Linked DNA regions of Mus musculus: regions 2 and 3 are each linked to region 1. Evidence: chromatin contacts called from ENCODE Hi-C or POLR2A ChIA-PET data. All regions are on one chromosome and are shown on one strand. The core of a region is the stretch at or near the end of the contact, and the rest is flanking DNA. Distances in the headings are between cores, read along the strand shown. Region 1 overlaps Gm34992 (a long non-coding RNA gene). Region 2 has its middle 13 kb from the start of Gm34930. Region 3 holds the start of Ackr3 (atypical chemokine receptor 3).

Region 1 (2,700 bases), core at 95-2,594:
GCCTCAGATAGGTGGCTTTATTCCATCTGGAAGGGACAGTGAGGAACTAGCAGGAAAGAGAAGTCAACACTGGAGACAGGGGAGCACCAGGGTTTGTCACAGCTGCTTCTCAGGGCTGACCACCTGGCATGGCTGGGAATGGCTTGCCTTGGTCACTTCTCACAACTCAATGGCTGTTGACCTAGCCCCCTACAATGGGCTGCAGCAGAGGCTCTGAAACATCTCTACACCTCCCCCTACTTGGTGTTGGGAGTGGACCAGGCTTGAACTGGGAAACATGTCAGACATTGAATGTTTCAGGGGTAGGGAGATGACACAGACTCTTTCTTGGGTGAACAGTCTGTTACGCCTCCTAAGAGTAAGAGGACAGCCACATCACACAGGGTCACATAACTCATTGGGGAAGCAAACAGAAAAAATGGGCCACCAGAAGGAATTGGTGTACTCCTTCTGCTTCTGCTTCTGTGAGGTGCTTGAGGGGACGACAATACTGTCGTGGTGTCTAAGATGTAGATGAAGGTGGTGGCTAGGTGGTAGACTCGGGATCCATTTTGAGTGCATTTCGGGACATGCTGAGCACATCTGCAAGGTCCTCGGTCTCTAGGACTGAACTAATCCTGGGAGGGGCAGCTTCTGCCCTACAAGACCCTCAAGATAGCAATGCATCCAAAAATAGAAAATAAAAGCATGAACGACACACAGCGTGACCCAAGGTAGAAGGAGGGCTTTTGCAGGGATAGGGTAGAAGGAGCACTCAGAAGTCAGAGGGCGAGGGATCAATAGAAGTGTGTATTCCCTGGTTCTCATCCCAGTCACTGTCACTTGGCTGAATGACACTGCTTTTATAAGGCAAATGCCACCGTCAGGGCCCATGACTATGCCGAACAACTGAGGGTGAATTCAGAGAAATATTTCTCTAGAAGACAAAATAAAATATGTGTTTGTGTGTGTACACCTGTGTGTTATATGTATATATGTATATGATATGTATACATATTTATGATATACTGTCAATGCCTAAGCAAATGACAATAGCAACCAGGCCTGGGGAGGACTTGCTGACAGAAACTTAGGAAAGAAACAGCCTTGCTATTTGTCTGTTTTCAGTTGTCTGCCCCAGCCTCAGTTACATGGAATTAAACTTGAAGTCTGCTGGAGCTGACAATACGTGAGTCAGGATGTCACTTTCACCGTGTCAGCAAGACAACTCACCCCGAGACACCCATCCCCAGAGTCGCATCGTCTTACGGGCCACATCCCGTAGAAGGAGGATGTGTGTTGGGGGTGGTGCCCCTGGTCTGGAAACCAGAGAAAGAATTGGAAAGGTCAACTCCAGGGAGGTCCTGCAATCTCCATGGTGACATCTCAAGTGACACAGAGGTCACGGAAGGTTGCACTTAAGAGCCACCAAGCAGGGCTGCCAAAGTCTCTGGGAGAAGGTCAAAGGAGGTAATGGAGCAGGAAAATCAGCCGGGGCACAGTCTGGGAGGAGCCAGCAGCCAAGCGTGCGCAGAGGCTCCAGCCTCTCCCTTCTTTTCCATGGGAATCATCTGTGTTTGGGAATCTATGTTTCCTTGTGACTTCTTAGCTGGCTACCCAGACCCTTAACCCTGAATGTAGGCGTGGCCCTTTGGAAGTGGCCCCATTGCTCCCAGTTGGTGGCCTCCCCATTCTCTTCTGTGGCATCCACAGTAGCCACACCTTCTGCTGTGTTTGAAAGGAAAGGGGCCACAGTGACTGGGGCAGCAGGTGCCTTGCACATACCACCAGTGAGTAGATAATTGAGCCCTCAGGCTACTGTGTAAGCTCTGTTTATTATTTCTTCTGTCTGGTTTGTCTCCCCCGGAGGTTTTTGGCTTGAGGTGGGACCTTTAAGAGGTGGAGCCTAGTGCAAGGGAGTGAGGTCATGGAAACATTGCGCGGAAAAGAGTACCTCAGGTCTCATGAGACTTAACTAGTTCCCATCCCCAGGCTCCCGATGGAGAGGAGCAGACATGAGCGCCATGCTCTTGAGATTGCATAGTCATTTTTAGTTAACATTCTTTTCATTGATGAATTGACTGATTGATTATATGTGCACATGCACACATTCCCAGAGATGTGTGTGCAGATGCAGATATAGGTTATGGGGACTGAACTCAGGTGGTCAGGCTTGGCAGCAAGCACTTTAATAGCTAAACTATATCAATGATCCTATTTTTTAAAAAAAGATCTATTATTTTCATGCGTGTGGGGGGGTGTATTATGTGGTGTGTATGTGTGTGCATATGCGAGTATGTGTGTGTGTGTGTGTGTGTGTGTGTGTGTGTGTGTGTGTGCGCGCGCGCGCTGGTGACCATTGTTATGCATTATAATGAGGAGGTGCCTAGCAGGCCCATGCCAAGGTATCTTCCTGAGAAACCATGCTATGTGCAGCAGATCTGGTATAAAGAGGGTTTCTTTGGTGGAAGGGAGAGGAGTGAGGGCCTGGAAAAGAGGCAGAGGTGGACAGATGGGGAGTAGAGCCATGAGGGGGGGCGGGGAGAGACAGAGACAGAGAGACAGAGAGAGATACAGAGACAGAGACAGAGACAGAGAGAGACAGAGACCTCCTGCCTGGAACGTGTGGGAATACAGAGAGCTAGCTGGGGTGGTGAGCTATCATTTTCTATGGTGCCCATACCTGTCAGTGGCAGGTAGTGGCAGCAGATGATGATGTAA
Region 2 (2,700 bases), core at 144-2,643, 190 kb before region 1:
ACAATGTGAGGAATTGTATTATAGGGTCGCAGCACTAGGAAGGCAGAGAAGCACTGCTCTAGATCAAAGGTGTCTGAAGACGATGTCAGACAGTGGAGAGAGACCTGAAGGAGACTTGAGGCCCCGAGTTAGGCACTGTCACTTGGGTCCAGGTATGTGACCTAATTCCGATTTGTTTTTTTTTGAACATGTGTGGGAACTTAGCTTCCCTTCACCAAGGGGCCTAAGAACTGATAAAGAATGATATTAGACGTGCTTAAATTTTCTTTTCCGACATGTGGCACATCAAGGAGGACCTCCACAGGAAAGCCGGGGCTTCCTAAGCCCCAAGAGAGGGCAAATGGCTTGTTACTGAGTTTAATTAGCCAACAGGCATCCTATCCTCCCCAAGGGCTTTATTTAAAATGTTGGAAGAAGGATCTGATGATATAAAACCCCATGAAAATGCTGTGCCTGCAACATCTCCAGGACGCATCTCTGTGGCTCATCTGGGAAGCTTTTAAAACACCCAGAAATGCATGAACTCTTAATAGGAACATGGAGCCGTTGAAGGGCACAGTGACCTCTACTAACTGAGCCATGGAATAGCCCGCTGAAAACAGCCAAAGCCTGAAGGGCTGAGCTTGTGCCCCAGCGTGGCTCCCAACTTTTACGAAACCGGGAGCCTTCTCTTTTGAGTCTCTATGTGCAGTGAAGAGACTATGATGATTTTGGATCCATCCTTGGCCAAGTTAAGCTTCAGGCACTATCTCTTCCCCCAAAGCACAGAGCTTCAAACTGGCCTGGATTTCCCTCCAGTCACAATGTGCATCATGTCCAAGCCGGCAGCAGAAGGTGCCTGCGGCAATTGAAATGAAAATTGACTATAGAAATCAGTTTCTATTTTCACAAAGCCCTTGTCTTGCAAAAGTGCCAATCATACTGGATTAGTGGCCACCTTACTTCAGTGATTTTAATCACATTGGTAAGATTTATTTTCTTAAATGAGGTCATAGTCTGAGGCATTAGGGACCAGGGATGGAGAGCTTAATGTATTGTTTTTGTGGGGAAGAGACGCAAGACACGCCATGAATTCCCCTCTAACAATCTATTCTATGCATGCCCTGAAGTGTAACGTCTGATCTCTTTATGATGCTCACTCACTCTGGGCACAGGGCTTATTTGGGTTACAGGAACTTTCAGGGGAAATGGGAGGTGCAGAGCCACAAGCAAATTGAAGGTTAGGCCCACAGCGTGTGGATTTGGGGAGAACATTATTCAGTCTGTCCTGGAAGCATTTGGACACTCAGGGACTGTGGAAGGAGGAAGTCAGGACAGGGCACTCTGTCACGTCTCAGCGGTGTGACTTTGACCACGTTCTTGGGCCAGTCTGGTTTGCTGAAAGGTCCTTCCATTGACCTCACAGGCCGAGTAAGGAGAAGGGAGACATAGTTTTGTGATTAGTCAGGTGCCCCGCCCATGGAAAAACATTGCCACATGCCTTGCGTCACTTTTGAATGTGAACTTAGATGACGGCAATGTGGAAATGGGGTGAAATCAGCAGAAAAACAGATTTGTTGCTGCAATAACATTTCTTTCAAGAGAACCTGGTCCCTAGAGGTGGGCCTCCTTGCTGACATTTGAATACCTCCACATTTCCAATGCACGGCGTTCTTTTTCCCTGCGTGACTAGAAGCTTAAAACATCACTCGCTAATGAACCCCAGATGGTAGATCTGGACTGCCTGGCCCATAAGCCTGTCCTGGATGCCCCTTAGCTTGCTTCAGTGATACAGTGCCTGGGCAGACAATCCTGCAACTGAACAGGAGAGAGAAACCTGGGGTTTGACCATCCTCTCCTGAAGCCCTCGTGGCTGCTGGGAGATGCCACTGACATGCTCTGGTTTTGATGCCATGGGCAAATCTAGCAGAAATGATTGATAGGCCTCTGAGAAACCAGTACCTCTGGGGCTGTGCTATATCTCTTTCCTTACTTGCTTTATACCCCGCTTTCTAGAGATACCTAAGGATGTAATGTTCCCATTCCTTACTCCTTCCTGTGAGGAAAGCTCCATGACTGGAATGCGTAATTCCATCATGTTATGATATACTTTTATGAGTTGTGCATAATAAGAGCATCTAGCCTCCTGGAAATATGGCAGAGGCTGTGCATAGAGCAGAAATCTACAGTGTCAGCATGATGATTGATGGGGATCCCAAGCAAAGGCATAGGCTCCAGGTCAGGGTCAGCGCTTTAGGACGGTCCCCTGAGGAGACCCTCCTCTGTAAAAAAGGTAGATGGTAGTAGCTTAACAGGGGTGGGGTGGGGGTGGGGGTGCAGTGCTGTGTGTGTTATATTTCTGTTGCTGTGACAAAACAGCACAAACACACGCAACTGGCATTCAAAGGAAGGGGGTTTATTTTATTGATTGATTGGTTGATTGATTGATTGATTGATTGATAGTTCCAGGCAGAGAGTCCACCATGGAAAGCTTGGCAGCACCTGGTCAGAACAGGAAGATCAGAGATTTCATGTTTCCATCCACTGGCAGATCACAGAAGATCAAACAGGAAGTGGGGAGAGGTTATGAACTATCAAAGCCCGCCCCCCAGTAACATACTTCCTTTAGCAAGGCTGTATCTTTCCACAACTCCCCACCAACATCACCACCAACTAGGGACCAAATAATGTTCAAGTACATGCGCCTATAGGGGACGTTTC
Region 3 (2,700 bases), core at 197-2,696, 220 kb before region 1:
ATAGGACACTCCCTGTTCTTACAGACCCTCCCTGTTGACTCAGACCTCCCTCCCCTTGGGGCCACAGACCAGTCTTTGTGGCTGTAGGACCGCCCACCTCTAGCTAGACCCAGATCCACCCTTGAGACCACAGACCACATCTCCGGGCCACAGACTCCGCCCACAGGCCTCAGGGCCTCTCCCTTGCATTGAGGTCACAGACTCCCCAGGAGGCCGTATGACCCCCCACCAGATCTCACACTACTCCTTGCAGACACACACCCCTCCCACAGCCCGGAAAGCAGGTGTGCTCCTCAGGAGCTCACTGAGCAGGATCTGCCCCGCCAGGAGTAAAGTGCAAGGCTGTTTAAACAAACCACTTCTTTTGTTAAGGTTTTTCCCTAGACCGAAGCTCTCTAGCCTACGTGAGACTCTGATCCCCAAGTTCTCGGGTTCCTGTGTTCAGCAGTCACTCTCCGGAGACTTAGAAAATAGACTCGGCAAGTGTTGGTGAAGGCAGATTTTGCGTACAGCCCGCGCCTCAACTGTGGGTGCTGTAACTGCCTTTCAGAGGCCCAGGGGGGCATGAGAGCAGAGTGACCACCAGCCCTTTGGAGGGTGGGGGGCACTTGGGGAGGCGTTACAGTGGCGCGGCTTTAAAAGTAAAGATTGGGTCATTTTGTGCTTGAGTTTTACTAAATGGGGAATTGCAAGAGACACATTTAAAAAACAAAACAGGGAATCTTAGCAATGTGCATCGCGATTAGAATGTAGATTTTGATAAAGATGAGGACTGCGATAAAAGTTGGCTAAGCTCACAATGACGACTCTACCTCACCTGCGACAAGGCCTTTTCAGTGACTGGCACTGCTCGACTCCGTGGAACACGGTCTTAATAGGGCCTTAAGGACTTTGTGTAAGAGTTCCAGCAGAATCTGGATCCAACCTAAAGGCACTTTCCCTCACTTCTGGGTGATGGCGGTACAGGGTCGATTAATCGTCCCCTTTCCAAAATGTGACTTCTGTCCAGGAGGCATCGACAAAGAAAGAGCAAGCTTGACAAACCAACATCGAAGTTCAGAAGTTCAGAGTAATTTGTCTTGGGAACAAAGTCTTCCCTGAAGCTACAGGCATTCAAAGGAACTCCCGGTGCTCATGGGATTATTAAAAGCTATACCTGAGACTGGATCAATATTCTATCATTTTGGAACGTCCTAGGACTTCTTTTGGTTTTTCTTCTGCTGACATTTCCCCCAATAGGATCTAGCCTTTGCAAAGGGAGGGATCTGAGGGCTCCCAAGAATGTGTTTGTGCAGGAAACAACAACCTAGAGAGGGTTACAGGAGGGCGTGTGCGCCTGTACAAGCCTGCATGCCTGCGCGCTGTGGTGGGAGAGGAGGGGCGGGAGGAGAGCCGAGGGTTGCAAAACTGCCACCTAGAGGCACTTTCCCGCAGTGTATATAAAAGGCAAGTCCGGAGCCCTGAGAGATCTCAGTTGCTACAAACTGCTCAGCACTGAAGGAGCCTGCAGCGCTCACCGTCAGGAAGGCAAACCACAGCCCAGGAAGCCCTGAGGTAAGTAAGAAAGCCTTGCTTCTGCGACAGCTTTGCCGAGCAACTACGGCAAGGGGCAGGACTCCTGTTCTTACGAGAACTGGGCTTTTTCTGAGAACTCTTGGATCCCTGAGCTGGGGGCTTTAGAGCCTGCAGGTCCGGATTGGAAAGCTCAAAGCACGCTGCATGCCTGCATTGCAAGCTACTGCTCCTGATTTGGGGGATCTGAGTTCAGTCATTTGTGGAGGGAAACCTCTGTGTATGTTTGTTTGCTACTGGACTCTGATTTGTTTCTGTGAGTACTTAAGTTCCAGGAAGCAGGGAAACTTTGCAGAGAATGTGGGATGCCCCATTGAGGTTGCCCAAAGCCAGCTTAGGGGTGAGCTTGGCATCACTGTTTGCCCACTCCTACTTCTGGTTATCAGATTGGCTGTAAAAACCACAAGCGCACTTCCAGAAAGGCATGTGATATGCCCAGAGGCATCCTTCAGCGGACCAGACAACTGGGCTGAGCATTCTGAGTCTAGGATGAGTTTAAACTCCGTGCTCTGGGGGGTGGGGATGGATTAATTCACAGCTCCTGAATTCTGGAAGTTGTAAATTGAATGTTAGCTCCTCTTCATCTTATCTCTTCATGGCACCCCTGCTAATCTAATTTTGAGTATTTATTGTTCTCCTAGAAAGTGTTGTCCAACTTCAATTGGGACAAAAAAAAAAAAAAGCAGACACTAAGAAATCTAGTATTTGAATTTAAATCTACTCTCCAAGTGAACTGTGAGTGTTGCTGACTTTTGTTAGGGTGCATAAAGGTTCACTGGGTGGCTGGGAGTGAGGGAGACTCTGAGGTCAGGGGATCCTGGTCAGCCAAGACTCCTGGCTGCTAGCTACTAGGAAAATGAGGCACTGTGAAAGGCAGACTGGCTGTCTCTTCCCCTTTCTCTCTCTGTCTCTCCATTCATTTGCTCACAAACAGATTAATTAATTGTTTCGATGTGAGGTAGGATCAAGCATCTTTTTAAAGGTGTCTTGGGTTAGTGGCATCCCTGAGACCCCAGTCTGTGCTGTGGCCAGTATGGAAACTTTGTTTTTCTTTGAAGGAGCAGATGCTGGCTTTGTGGTCTTTATTTAGTTCAGGAGAATGTGGAGCTCAATGGATAGGACCAGAAA

What was found. Hi-C counts contacts between places; a loop is a spot of excess contacts on that map. ChIA-PET counts read pairs that join two places held with the same protein, here RNA polymerase II (POLR2A).
Region 2: a map of Patski shows a loop between it and region 1 (2.5-fold over the local background). The contact joins two enhancer-like sites. A Hi-C loop is called at or near these places in 1 of 37 maps with a recorded cell type or tissue (Patski). POLR2A ChIA-PET finds 5 or more read pairs at or near these places in 1 of 5 experiments (Patski).
Region 3: a map of gastrocnemius shows a loop between it and region 1 (1.9-fold over the local background). The contact joins the promoter of Ackr3 here to the enhancer-like site in region 1. A Hi-C loop is called at or near these places in 1 of 37 maps with a recorded cell type or tissue (gastrocnemius). POLR2A ChIA-PET finds 5 or more read pairs at or near these places in 2 of 5 experiments (Patski and embryonic stem cell).

The regions. Positions count from the first base shown.
Region 1 is chr1:90,422,832-90,425,531 of GRCm38, forward strand. The region is part of intron 3 of Gm34992 (a long non-coding RNA gene); the gene reads left to right. Among named protein-coding and RNA genes, the nearest start is that of Gm28722, 80 kb to the right of the region's middle. Within about 2 kb of position 1,345, at least 1 of the 3 ENCODE cell types and tissues checked has a DNase peak (open chromatin) inside an H3K27ac peak, as active enhancers do.
Region 2 is chr1:90,233,323-90,236,022 of GRCm38, forward strand. No RefSeq gene overlaps it. Among named protein-coding and RNA genes, the nearest start is that of Gm34930, 13 kb to the right of the region's middle. Within about 2 kb of position 1,394, at least 1 of the 3 ENCODE cell types and tissues checked has a DNase peak (open chromatin) inside an H3K27ac peak, as active enhancers do.
Region 3 is chr1:90,202,534-90,205,233 of GRCm38, forward strand. Ackr3 (atypical chemokine receptor 3) reads left to right here and starts at 1,447. Exons shown (of 2, transcript NM_007722.4): 1 at 1,447-1,554.